Regions from separate parts of the Homo sapiens genome. Here all the other regions are linked to region 1. Evidence: read pairs that join two places in POLR2A ChIA-PET (ENCODE). Cell type or tissue: GM12878. All regions are shown on one strand. Region 1 has its middle 11 kb from the start of HNRNPL. Region 2 overlaps ACTN4 (actinin alpha 4). Region 3 has its middle 17 kb from the start of FBXO27.

Region 1 (4,000 bases):
CTCTTTCTCTTGTGCTGTCTCCCTCATACCCAGGCATAAACTCCAATGAAGTCTTGTCTGGGAAAACTGTTTTGGCCTCAAGTCAATTTCAGTTGCATTCAGATCCCAAGAACTTGTGGTCTGTAACACTGGGCGGGGGACAGTGAAAAACAGAGGGTTTACAAGGAGGCTCAAGAAAACTTCTGCAGGCGTGGTGGTTCACACCCATCCCAGCACTTTGGGAGGCCAAGGCAGGGGGATCACTTGAGGTCAGGAATTCAAGACCAGCCTGGGCAACATGTTGAAACCCTGTCTCTACTAAAAATATAAAAATTAGCGGCTGGGTGTGGTGGCTCATGCCTGCAATCCCAGCACTTTGGGAGACCAAGGCAGGCAGATCACCTGAAGTCAGGAGTTCAAGACCAGCCTAATCAACATGGAGAAACCCCGTCTCTACTAAAAATACAAAAAAATTTAGCCAAGCATGGTGGCACATGCCTGTAATCCCAGCTACTCAGGAGGCTGAGACAGGAGAATCGCTTGAACCTGGGAGATGGAGGTTGCAGTGAGCCGAGATCACACCATTGCACTCCAGCCTGGGCAACAAGAGCAAAACTCCATCTCAAAAAAAAAAAAAAAAAAAAATTAGCTGGGCATGGTGGTGCATGTCTGTAATCCCAGCTACTAGGGAGGCCGAGGCAGGAGAATTGCTTGAACCCAGGAGGTGGAGGCTGCAGTGAGCTGAGATCATGCCACTGCACTCCAGCCTGGGCGACAGAGCAAAATTCCGTCTCAAAAACGAAAAGAAAACTTCTGTGGGTGTGGTAGCTCACTACTGTAATCCCAGCATTTTGGGAGGCTGAGGCAGGAGGATTGCCTGAGGCCCGGAGTTTGAGATCAGCCGAGGTAACGTAGCAAGACCCCATCTCTACCAAAAAAACAAACAAAAAAAAACCCAATTATATTTATATATATAATATATATATAATATAGTATATATTATACACTATATATAATATAGTATATATTATATATACTATATATGATATGCTATATATAATATAGTATATATTATATGCTATATATGAGATACTATATAATATAGTATATATAATATATGCTATATATGATATACTATATATAATATAGTATATATAATATATGGTATATATAACTATTATATATAATATATAGTATATATAGTGTGTATATATATAACTATATATATATTTTATATACATATATATTATATATATATATATATAAAATGGCCATGGGGTGGCAGGAACCTGTAGTCCCAGCTACTTGGGAGTAAGCCACAGTGAGCTATAATCACACCACTGGACTTCAGCCTGGATAGCAGAGCAAGACTATCTCAAAAAAAAAAATAAAAAACAAAAAACAAAAAAACAAAAACACTTCCTGGGGATGATGAATACTGTTTTTACCTTGTGGTCACTATCTTGATTTGTGGTGATGGTTTCCCAGGTGTATATGTAAGTTAAAACTCATCAATTGTACACTTTAAAGGTCTGGTTTCTCACATATCAGTTAGACCTGATTGAAGCTGGGGGCGGGGAAAGGTAGGGAAAGGGTCAGGACTGCGTAATGCAAATGAGAAACTTTCCTCTAAGGGGTGGCTTTCCCCACTGGTCCCTGAGGGTGTCTGAGTTTTCAATCTGAAGCACAGCAGACCGTGAAGCTATTTCTGCTTGGAGCCGGAGGAGGCTTAACAACAAAAAAGAAGAAAGCAGGTCGGGCACAGTGGCTCATGCCTGTAATCCCAGCACTTTGGGAGGCCGAGGCAGGCGGATCGTAAGGTCAGGAGATAAGAGACCAGCCTGGCCAACAAGGCAAAACCCAGTCTCTACTAAAATTACAAAAATTAGCCGGGCATGGCGGCGGGCGCCTGTAGTCCCAGCTACTTGGGAGGCTGAGGTAGGAGAATCGCTTGAACCTTGGAGGTAGAGGTTGCAGTGAGCCGAGATTGCACCATTGCACTCCAGCCTGGGCGACAAGAGCTAAACTCCGTCCCCCAAAAATAAAAATTTAATTTAATTTAAAAAACATGGGTGAAACTTGAAAACATGCTAAGAGAATCAGACACAAAAGGCTACATACTATATTTTTCCATTTATATGATGTGGGTGAAAGATTACCTAGGTGCCGAGGCAAGAGACTGAAGGCACAAACTGTTTCAGTATAATAAAGAAAATAGTTAGAATAAGAATAGTCATAATACAAATTAGATATAGAGATGATCATGGACAATTATCAATCATTATTATAAACATTATTAATCATTAGCTTTTAATATTACTCTTTGTTGCATTACTAATATACCCTAAGGATAACCGGTGGGTATAGGGTCAGGTGCTGAAGGGACATTGTGAGAAGTGACCTAGAAGGCAAGAGGTGAGCCCTCTGTCACGCCCACATAAGGGCCGCTTGAGGGCTCCTTGGTCAAGCGGTAATGCCAGTGTCTGGGAAGACGCCCATTACTTAGCAGACCGCGAAAGGGAGTCTCCTTTCCTTGGAGGAGTCAGGGAACACTGCTCCACCAGCTTCTTCTGGAAGGCTGGATATTATCCAGGCCTGCCTGCAGTCACCGGAGGCCTAAACCCCTCCCTGTGGTGCTGTGCTCCAAAGGTCACGCTCCTTGTCCACTTTCACGTTCCTCCCGTACTCCTGGATCCTCTTTGAAGTTGGTAGTAGATAGCGGTAGAAGAAATAGTGAAAGTCTTAAAGTCTTTGATCGTTCTTATAAGTGCATAGAAGAAAACGCTGACGTATGCTGCCTTCTCTCTCTGCTTTGGCTACCTAAAAGGGAAGGGCCCCCCACCCCCGTCCTATGATCACGTGACTTGCTTCACCTTATCAATCACTTAGAGGATTCACCCTCCTTACCCTGCCCCCCTTGTCTCGTATGCAATAAATATCAGCGCGCCCAGCCGTTCGGGGCCACTACCAGTCTCCACAACTTGATGGTAGTGGTCTCCCGGGCCCAGCTGTTTTCTCTTTATCTCTTTGTCTTGTGTCTTTATTTATTACCATCTCTCATCTCTGCACACGGGGAGAACACCTGCTAAGCCCCGTAGGGCTGGACCCTACAATATGAAATGTCCAGACTAGACAAATCCATAGAGACAGAAAGTAAATTGGCGGCTGCCGGGGGCTGAGGGGAGTGACTGCTGAAGGATATGGAGGCTGGGCACAGTGGCTCACGCCTGTAATCCTAGCACTTTGGGAGGCTGAGGTGGGCGGATTGCAACGTGGCAAAACCCCGTCTCTACTAAAAATTCAAAACACTAGCGGGGTATGGTGGTGGGCGCCTGTAATCCCAGCTAGTCCAGAGGCTGAGGCAGGAGAATTGCTTGAACCAGGAGGCGGAGGTTGCAGTGCGGCGAGATCACGCCATTACACTCCAGCCTGGGCGACAGAGCAAGACTCTGTCTCGAAAAACAAAAAAAGGGTATGGAGTTCCTTTTGAGGGTAATATTCCAGAATCAGACAGTGATGATGGTTGCATGACTATGTGAGCATACTAAAAACCACTCAACACTCAATCATACATATACACAAACATACACACACACACACAAAACTTCTTCCTCCCAGGTTCAAGTGACTCTGGTGCTTCAGCCTCCAGAGTGGCTGGGACTACAGGCGTGCACCACCACGCCTGGCTAATTTTTGTATTTTTAGTAGAGAGGTGGTTTCGCCATGTTGACCAGGCTGGTCTCAAACTCCTGACCTCAGTGATTTGCCCACCTCGGCCTCCCACATAGCTGGGATTATAGGTGTGAGCCACCAGCCCAGCCAGTCATACACTTTAAAAGAGTTAATATTTGGCTGGGTGCAATGGCTCACGCCTGTAATCCCAGCACTTTGGGAGGCTGAGGCGGGCGGATCACCTGAGGTCAGGAGTTCGAGGTCAGCCTGGCCAACATGCAGAAACCCCATCTCTACTAAAAATACAAAAATTAGCCGGGCATTGTGGCAGGTGCCTATAATCCCAGCT
Region 2 (4,000 bases), 190 kb after region 1:
TGGGCGACAGGGAGAGACTGTCTCGAAAAAAGAAAAAAAGCTGGATCCCAAGGTGACTCCTCAGCCCTGGGGAGCCTACGAAACCATACACCAAGAACCAAACACACAACTCTCCTGGAGGTCGATTTATAAGGGAGGCAGCTCTGAACACCTGAGCTCCGAGACACACAGAGCACATTGGAAAAACCCTTTTCAAACCCATGAAGGCGAAGTCAATGGGTTTACTTCAGTAAGTCAGTGAGCAGTAAAACAAGACCACATTTACATCTGCATATCGCCCTAACACTGTTCACTTCCATCATGCAATTCATTGTCCATCTTTTCTTTTTTTCTTTTTTCTTTTTTTGCGATGGAGTCTCACTCTCTTGCCAGGCTGGAGTGCAGTGGCACGACCTCGGCTCACTGCAACCTCCGCCTCTCAGGTTCAAGCAATTCCCCTGCCTCAGCCTCCTGAGTAGCTGGGACTACAGGCGCGCACCACCATGCCCAGCTAATGTTTTGTATTTTAGTAGAGACGGGGTATCACCATGTTGGCCAGGATGGTCTCAAACTCCCGACCTCGTGATCTGTGCGCCTTGGCCTCCCAAAGTGCTGGGATTACAGGAGTGAGCCACTGCGCCTGGCCCTTCATCGTCCATCTTTTCTTTAAGGACAGGGTTGGGTTGGTTTTCTTTCTTGTTGTATCTCCAAGCCTAATATGGTATCTGGGTAAATGTCAGGTGGATTGAAGAGAAAGAATATTAACAAATCACAGGATCTAGGATCACAGGAAACTTACATGGCTCTCCTGTTTAATCTTCAAACTTCCTTCTAAAGCTGTTAGGATGTTAGGAGGGGCACAGGAAGGGGGGCACTCTAACTGTATCCTGATCCTGCATTAGCATTTCAGAGGCCGTTGGTTCCATCAAGAAACTGGACTGTGCAAAGCATGAAATGAGACACCACATTACAACCTCATCTGAGTAATCACCCAGGGTTTATTTGTAATTCTAAGGAACAGGCACCTCCAGAGACATAACTCCTTCCTTAACCAGGCCTGGCTCTTCTGACTGCCTTCCGCCGTATAAATAGGAAGCCAGCTTGCATATTTTGCATTAATGCCTTCACGCAGGGCTGCTTTGAGTTTATTTTTGTTGCTTTCATTTTAAGACTGTGTTTATACCTCTTAGACTTCCAGCCAGAGGAAAAATGACAAGATACAAACCTTGTCCTTTTTTCAGGGACGCTCCAGACGGTTCCTGGAGGCACATGGGAAGATTAGCGACTCAGAGATGCCAAGTCACTGGCATTGGGTAGTTCTCCAAAATGGTTTTTTTTTTTTTTTGGTGGAAGAAACAGATACATCAGACTAGTCCAGCGTCTCAGTTTCCACACTTCATAACAATGGGGCACCGTGCACCTAGTGTCTAACTTACCACGCTGCCTTTGGGCCACAAATTCCATACTGTAACAGCCAATTACCCAAAACACTAAATAGGGAATGGCTCAAAAAAGGCTGTCTCTGAAAAAGCAGCAGCATTTTGATGAGCAAAAATAGTAAGAGAGGATTTTTTAAACTTAGAAAAACGAGGAAAGTTGAACCCAGCTAAGAATATTTCTGAGACACCCCCCACCCCTTGTGATTTTTCTCCCGCTAGGATTTTCCCTTGACTCGCCTCTTTAGAGACTGCTAAACACACACACACATACACACACTCATTTTTTAATCCCACCAACTCTCCTCGCCCCAAGGCCAGAGGCTTGGCGGTGACAGCTTCGAACAATGACATCACCCTAGGTTTGCCTCCTTGGCAGGGTCACCAATACTGTTTGCAGTCAATTTCCTGTAAAGGCTCTTTAAGGCAGGAAACTAGTCCTGTGCCTTGAGTCCTCCCCCTGTTCTGAGCCATCGTGTCAGGTCAAAACAAAGACTTTTTGTGTTGTTGTTTTTTTCCCCTTTTAGGAAAACAAGACTTCCCTGCACTTTTAATGAGCACCTTAATTACAAGCTAAAGAATTAGATATATTTACGGATGACCTCATGCTCGCTGATAATTAGCAATTTGAAAGACCTGGCACATCCCTAGACTCAGTTCTTTCTCCTTCACCCCCTCCCCCAAGCATTCAGGTTAATTACTAAGCTTGACCTTCCAAAACAAAGTGGGTTGGGCCCAGTCAGTCCCTACCTCCCCCAGAGCTCCCCAGCACCGAGGGGCTTGTTCCTCCCTCCCACTAAGTCAAGAATGGAAACTGCCTTAGAGAGGGTTGATTAGCCTGGGATAATGATCTAGGAGGGGTGACAGATTTCTGGGGGCCCCACTCTAAGTGTTGACAAGTTTTAATTAATGCCCAGGCTAATTGAACCCTGGCACAGTCAAGGGGAAGAAAACTGCTCATCTCAGAGGCAAGAAGTGTTTGGATATGCACAGTCCCAGCCGTGATGGCGGGGAGGTGTCTCCGAGCGGGCTCCCACTGCGGACCTGTGTGTACTTCGTGTTCTCCTGGCACGTGGATCCCACAACTGGAGATGCAGCTGACTCAGGCAGTTACTTTCCATACATTTTCTTGTGCTAGAAGGGTGTCAACAGCCTGATCAGGAAAGCGCAAACCGGGTGGCCTTCCCTTAGGGTCCTGCCTCAGGCCAACAATGGGCAGCTCCTGAACAAGGCTGCACCGCCCCACCCCCAGCCCCCATCGGTTGTCACTCCGTTGTAACATTTTCCAAATTTGCTTCAGGCCTGCACCCTGTTAGGGGAGAGGCTGGGAGGCGGACATTCTCCTCATTCTTTTGCCTTATTAGGTTGTGGATTTGATTGCTTTTGGGGGGGACAGGGGCGAAGTTGAAGAATGGCATCAGGAAGTGACCCCAGGAAAGGGGGGGGCGCGGGAGGAAGGAGGAAAAGGGAATGGAGCAGCAGGCGTGAGAAGCACTGTTGGGAAGAGGCCTGGAAGGGGCAGGGCTCCTCCAAGCCCTCTAGAAAGTCCCACGTTCCAGGTCGGCAGCTGGGCACAGGCTCCTGTGCACCTCTTGGCCCCATCTGACAGCATTTCTGGGCAGTTATTTTTAGGGTTATCAGTGGGAAGCCCTTCCTGCTTCTACATCACACACCAACTGAAGAGAGGGCAGCCTGACTCCAGGCTGTGGGATGTTTCTAACTTGAGTTGGACTTTGCTTTGCGGGGAAGGGGACCCAGGGAAAGAAGGGAACCCGGGGAAAGAGCCCCCCGGCTGATAGCAAACTTAGTAACAAGTTAAATTACTCATGAAAGAACCTTCCTGGCACTGCCTATGGCACATCCCAACACAAAATTGTTCAGGGCCTGTAACTCTGAAACAAGAAGCCACCTCCCAGATAATGAGGCCCAGATGGATGCAGGGGCTGGGGAGAGGGCTGCGTTAAGTCACTTGCTCAAGTGCCCACTGCCACTTGTTGGAGGGCACTTCTTCGAAGTTGCTGGCTGGGCTCAGGACTTGGCGCTTCCTGGGGAGCACTGGAGGAAAGGGGTGTATGTTTTGGTTTCCCACTGAGCTGCGTATTTCAGCAGGCCCCTTTGAGGGGGAGACTCAAGTAGCAGATCCCACCTGGATGCAGGACCATGTGCCATTGAAATCATTTTGGGAAGCTGCATTTATTGAGCACTTACAATGTACCAGGCACCAGAGTGCTTCCTGCGCACTATCACGTCTAATCCTCAAACTGAGGATAGGATGATGCCCCTTTTCAAAGAAGGACACTGAGGCTTAACCCCCGCCACCTGCCCAGGGTCGCACAGCCAGCCGGTGGTGGAGGAGGTGGGTGTGGAGCCCAGGTCGGCCTCCCTCCATGCTCTGGCCCAGCCTTCTTGCCACTGACACCTTTCACTACCTCCTAGTTCTGGGCAGTGGGGAGTGGGGGATGTCAAAGGCACTCTCCCACAGGAGCTTCAGTGCTCTCAACACCCCCTCCCGGGGTGCAGCTAGCTAACTGCTTGGGCCCAGGGACAGCCTGTGGTACTGCGAATCCCAGTGACATCTGAGCTGC
Region 3 (4,000 bases), 160 kb before region 1:
TATTAAGTGTTGAATTTATTGATAGACATTTGAGTAGGTTTGCAATGAGAAAAAAAAAGGGAGAAATTTGAAAAGCTCCTTTGTATTTTGTGACTGTTTCATCTAGATGTATGATTTTTTTTTTTTTTGAGACAGTCTCGCTGTTGCCCAGGCTGGAGTGCAGTAACCTCCACCTCCCAGGTTCAAGTGATTCTCAGCCTCCCAAGTAAGTGGCATTACAGGCACGTGCCACCATGCCCAGCTAATTTTTTGTATTTTTAGTTGAGACAGGGTTTCACTATGTTGGCTGTGCTGGTCTCAAACTCCTGACCTCAGGTGATCCACCCTCCTCGGCCTCCCAAAGTGCTGGGATTACAGGCGTGAGCTACTACACCTGGCCTAAACGTATGATTTTTTAAAATCAATGTAAAATGTTTATGCTTGCACTATACACTATGAGGATCATCTGGATTAGGGAAAGCTGCAAAAATCATTGTGTGTGTATAAAACAAATCCCTTGCTTTTTGCCAACAATGGGAGGATTGGAATTTAAATTCTCTGAGTATTGGAAACAGAACAAGTACAGTGTCTGTAAACGATGATTTCTGCCATGATTTTGGCTTACTGGAGCCTTTGGAGAAAGGAAGAAGCAGTAAAAAGAGCGACGCAATCTCTGGATGGAAATAAACTTTTGGAGTTTCACTTTAAAGCAAAAAAATTATTTGTTGAGGCAGGATCTCACACTCTCACCCAGGCTGGAGTGCAGTGGCGCGATCATGGCTCACTGCAGCCTCGACCTCCTGGGCTCAAATGATCCTCCTGCTTCAGCCTCCTGAGTAGCTAGGACTACAGGCACATGCCACCACACCCAGCTACTTTTAGAGTTTTAAAAAACACTTTCTAGTTTGCTAATAAGCCCTTGTTAAAATCAAATGCTGGACCCTTAAAGGCAGCTGATGAGGCAGCCTGGTGTGCATATTTTTTTGTATGTCTGAAAAAGTTTCGTTTATTTAATATGCTTTTTTTTTTGAGACGTTCTCACTCTGTTGCCCAGGCTAGAGTACAACAGTGCAATCTCATCTCACTGCATCCTTGACCTCCTAGACTCAAGCAATCCTCCCACCTCAGCTTCTTGAGTAGCTGGAATTACAGGTGCGTGTGCCACCACACCCAGCTAATTTTTGTTTTTTTGGCTTTTGGGTTTTTTTTTTTTTTTTTTCAAATTAGAGACAAGGTCTCACTATGTTGCCCAGGCTGGTCTCGAACTCCTGAGTTCAAGTTATCTTCCCACTTCAGCCTCCCAAAGTGCTAGGATTACAGGCGTGAGCCACCGCGCCCAGCCTAGACTTTATTTTTAGAGCAGTTTTAGGTTCACAGCAAAATTGAGCAGAAAGTACAGAGTTCTCCTATATCCCGTTTCCCCCAGCCCCTCACGCACACACACACACACACCCTTCCCGCTATCAACATCCCCCACCAGAGTGGTACATGTTATAATCAATGAACCTATGTTGACACATCCTTATCACCCAAACTCCATAGTTTGTATTAGGGTCACACTTGGTGTCGTGCATTCTCTGGATTTGGACAAATGTGTAACGACATGTATCTACCATTGCGGTATCACACAGACTAGTTTCACTGCCCTAAAAGTCCTCTGTGCTCTACCAGTTCACTCCTCCCTCCCTCAACCCCAGAGGACCACTGGTCTTTTTGTTTGTTTCGTTTTGTATTTGTTTTGAGATGGAGTCTCACTCTGTCACCCAGGCTAGAGTGCAGTGGCATGATCTTGGCTCACTGCAACCTCCGCCTCCCGGGTTCGAGAGATGCTCCCACCTCAGCCTCCCGAGTAGCTGGGATTACAGGTGACTGCTACCACGTCTGGCTAATTTTTTTGTATTTTTAGTTGAGACGGGGTTTTACCATGTAGCCAGGCTGGTCTTGAACTCCTCACCTCAAACGATCTACCCGCCTGAGCCTCCCAAAGTGCTGGGATTATAGGCGTGAGCCACCTCGCCTGGCCGACCACTGATTTTATATTGACTCCATAGTTTTGCCTTTTCCAGAATGTCATATTGATGGAATCATGCAGTATGTATCCTTACCTAATTGGTCTCTTACTTAGTGATATGTAGTTAAGGTTCCTCCAGGTCTTTTCATGGCTTGATAGATCACTTTTAGAGACAGGGTCTCACTCTGTTGCCGAGGCTGAAGTGCAGTAGCATGATCAGACCATGGCTCACTGCAGCCTAAAACTCCTGGGCTCAAGCGAGCCTCCTGCCTCAGCCTCCCAAGTAGCCGGGACTACAGGCGCATGCCACCACACCTGGCTAATACTTTTTTTTTTAAGATGAGGTCTTGCTTTGTTGCCCAGGTTGGTCTCAAACACTTGGGCTCAAGCAATCCGCCCGCCTTGGCCTCCCAAAGTGCTGGGATTACAGGCATGAGCCACCACACTCAGCCTTTTTTTTTTTTTTTTTTTTTTTTTTTTTTGAGACAGAGTCTTGCTCTGTCACCCAGGCTGGAGTGTAGTGGTGTGATCATGGCTCACTGCAACCTCTGCCTCCCAGGCTCAAGCCATCCTCCTGCCTCAGCTTCCCAAGTAGCTGAGACCACAAGGGCACACCACCACATTCAACTAATGTTTTTTTATTTTTTTGTAGAGAGGGGGTTTTGCCACGTTGCCCAGGCTGGTCTCAAACTCCTGGACTCAAGCAATCCACCCACTTTGGCCTCCCAATGTGCTGGGATTACAGGTGTGAGCCACTGCCCCCAACCTTTTTTTTTTTTTTTTGAGACAGAGTCTTGCTCTGTTGCCCAAGCTGGAGTGCAATAGCGTGATCTCGGCTCACTGCAAACTCCATCTTCCAGGTTCAAGTGATTCTCTTGCCTCAGCCTCCCAAGTAGTTGGGATTACAGGCACACACCACCCTTATTGATGAGTTTTAAGAGTTCTTTGTACATTTTGAATAATAGTCCTTTATCAGATATGTCTTCTGCAAATCCCTTCTCCCGGTCTGTGGTTGTCTTCTCTTTTTCTTGAAGGTATGCATTTTTGTTTGTTTGTTTGTTTGTTTTTTTGTTTTTAGACAGGGTCTTACTCTGTTACCCAAGCTGGAGTACAATGATGCAGTCATGGCTCACTGCAGCCTCGACCTCCTGGGCTCAAGCGATCCTCCCACCTCGGCCTCCCAAGTAACTGGGACTACAGGTGCCCACCTCCACGCCCAGTTAATTTTAATTTTTTTTTCTTTTTTTTTGTAGAGACACAGTTTCACTATGTTGCCTGGGCTGGTCTTGAACTCCTGTGCTCAAGCAATCCTCTCGCCTCAGCCTCCCACAGTGCTGGGATTACAGGCACAAGCCACTGCATCCAGCCCGTGCGTGTTTTTGAGTGCACCAATTCCAGCTCTAAGATTGACGAGGTAAAAAGGCTTAGGAAAGCCTTGTTTGTCACTTGCACTTGAAACAGAACCTTCTAGCCTGCAGCATCTTGGCTTTGCTGCTGCCAAAGAACAGCCACTGACTTGTGGCTTCCTGAATTCACAGATCCTACTGGCCTGGACCTGACTGTAAGCCAAAACCTGATACTGCTGTCTGCTCTGTGCTGTTTCAGTCTCAGCATGTGCTGTGCTAAATTAAAAACGGGCGCACACTCCAGGAACAGCACTTCGACTATGAGACCATTGCAGACTTAGGGCACCCTCCGTGGGACCTAAACTGAAAACATCATGGATGCTGACTGGACCATCTGGATCACATAAAAATGCCCACAGGAAAGGGCTTCTTTTTGTTTTTTGAGACGGAGTCTCACTGTCTCCCCCAGGCTGGAGTGCAGTGGCGTGATCTCAGCTCACTGCAAGCTCTGCCTCCCAGGTTCACGCCATTCTCCTGCCTCAGCCTCCCGAGTAGCTGGGACTACAGGCGCCCACCACCACACCCGGCTAATTTTTTGTATTTTTAGTAGAGACGGGGTTTCACCGTATTAGCCAGGATGGTCTCGATCTCCTGACCTCGTGAT

Evidence for each region. Peaks named below come from ENCODE experiments on the same cell type or tissue, not always from the same donor. Only the 100,000 strongest peaks of a DNase experiment are listed, where the experiment ranks them.
Region 2: POLR2A ChIA-PET joins it to region 1 with 6 read pairs; 8 of 35 experiments call an interaction of 5 or more read pairs at or near these places.
Region 3: POLR2A ChIA-PET joins it to region 1 with 7 read pairs; 2 of 35 experiments call an interaction of 5 or more read pairs at or near these places.

What each region holds. Positions count from the first base shown.
Region 1 is chr19:38,858,605-38,862,604 of GRCh38, reverse strand. No RefSeq gene overlaps it. Among named protein-coding and RNA genes, the nearest start is that of HNRNPL, 11 kb to the right of the region's middle. RefSeq lists a silencer at 2,287-2,455. In GM12878, no CTCF peak of the experiment used is centred here; a DNase peak (open chromatin) is centred at 1,598.
Region 2 is chr19:38,665,031-38,669,030 of GRCh38, reverse strand. All of the region lies in intron 1 of ACTN4 (actinin alpha 4), which reads right to left. Among named protein-coding and RNA genes, the nearest start is that of ACTN4, 19 kb to the right of the region's middle. RefSeq lists enhancers at 955-1,034, 1,873-2,562, 2,628-2,922, 2,563-3,252, 3,253-3,942 and silencers at 2,008-2,302, 2,628-2,922. In GM12878, no CTCF peak of the experiment used is centred here; no DNase peak of the experiment used is centred here; H3K4me3 peaks cover 421 bases; H3K27ac peaks cover 1,958 bases.
Region 3 is chr19:39,013,791-39,017,790 of GRCh38, reverse strand. It overlaps a transcript of FBXO27 not described here. Among named protein-coding and RNA genes, the nearest start is that of FBXO27, 17 kb to the left of the region's middle. In GM12878, no CTCF peak of the experiment used is centred here; a DNase peak (open chromatin) is centred at 1,574.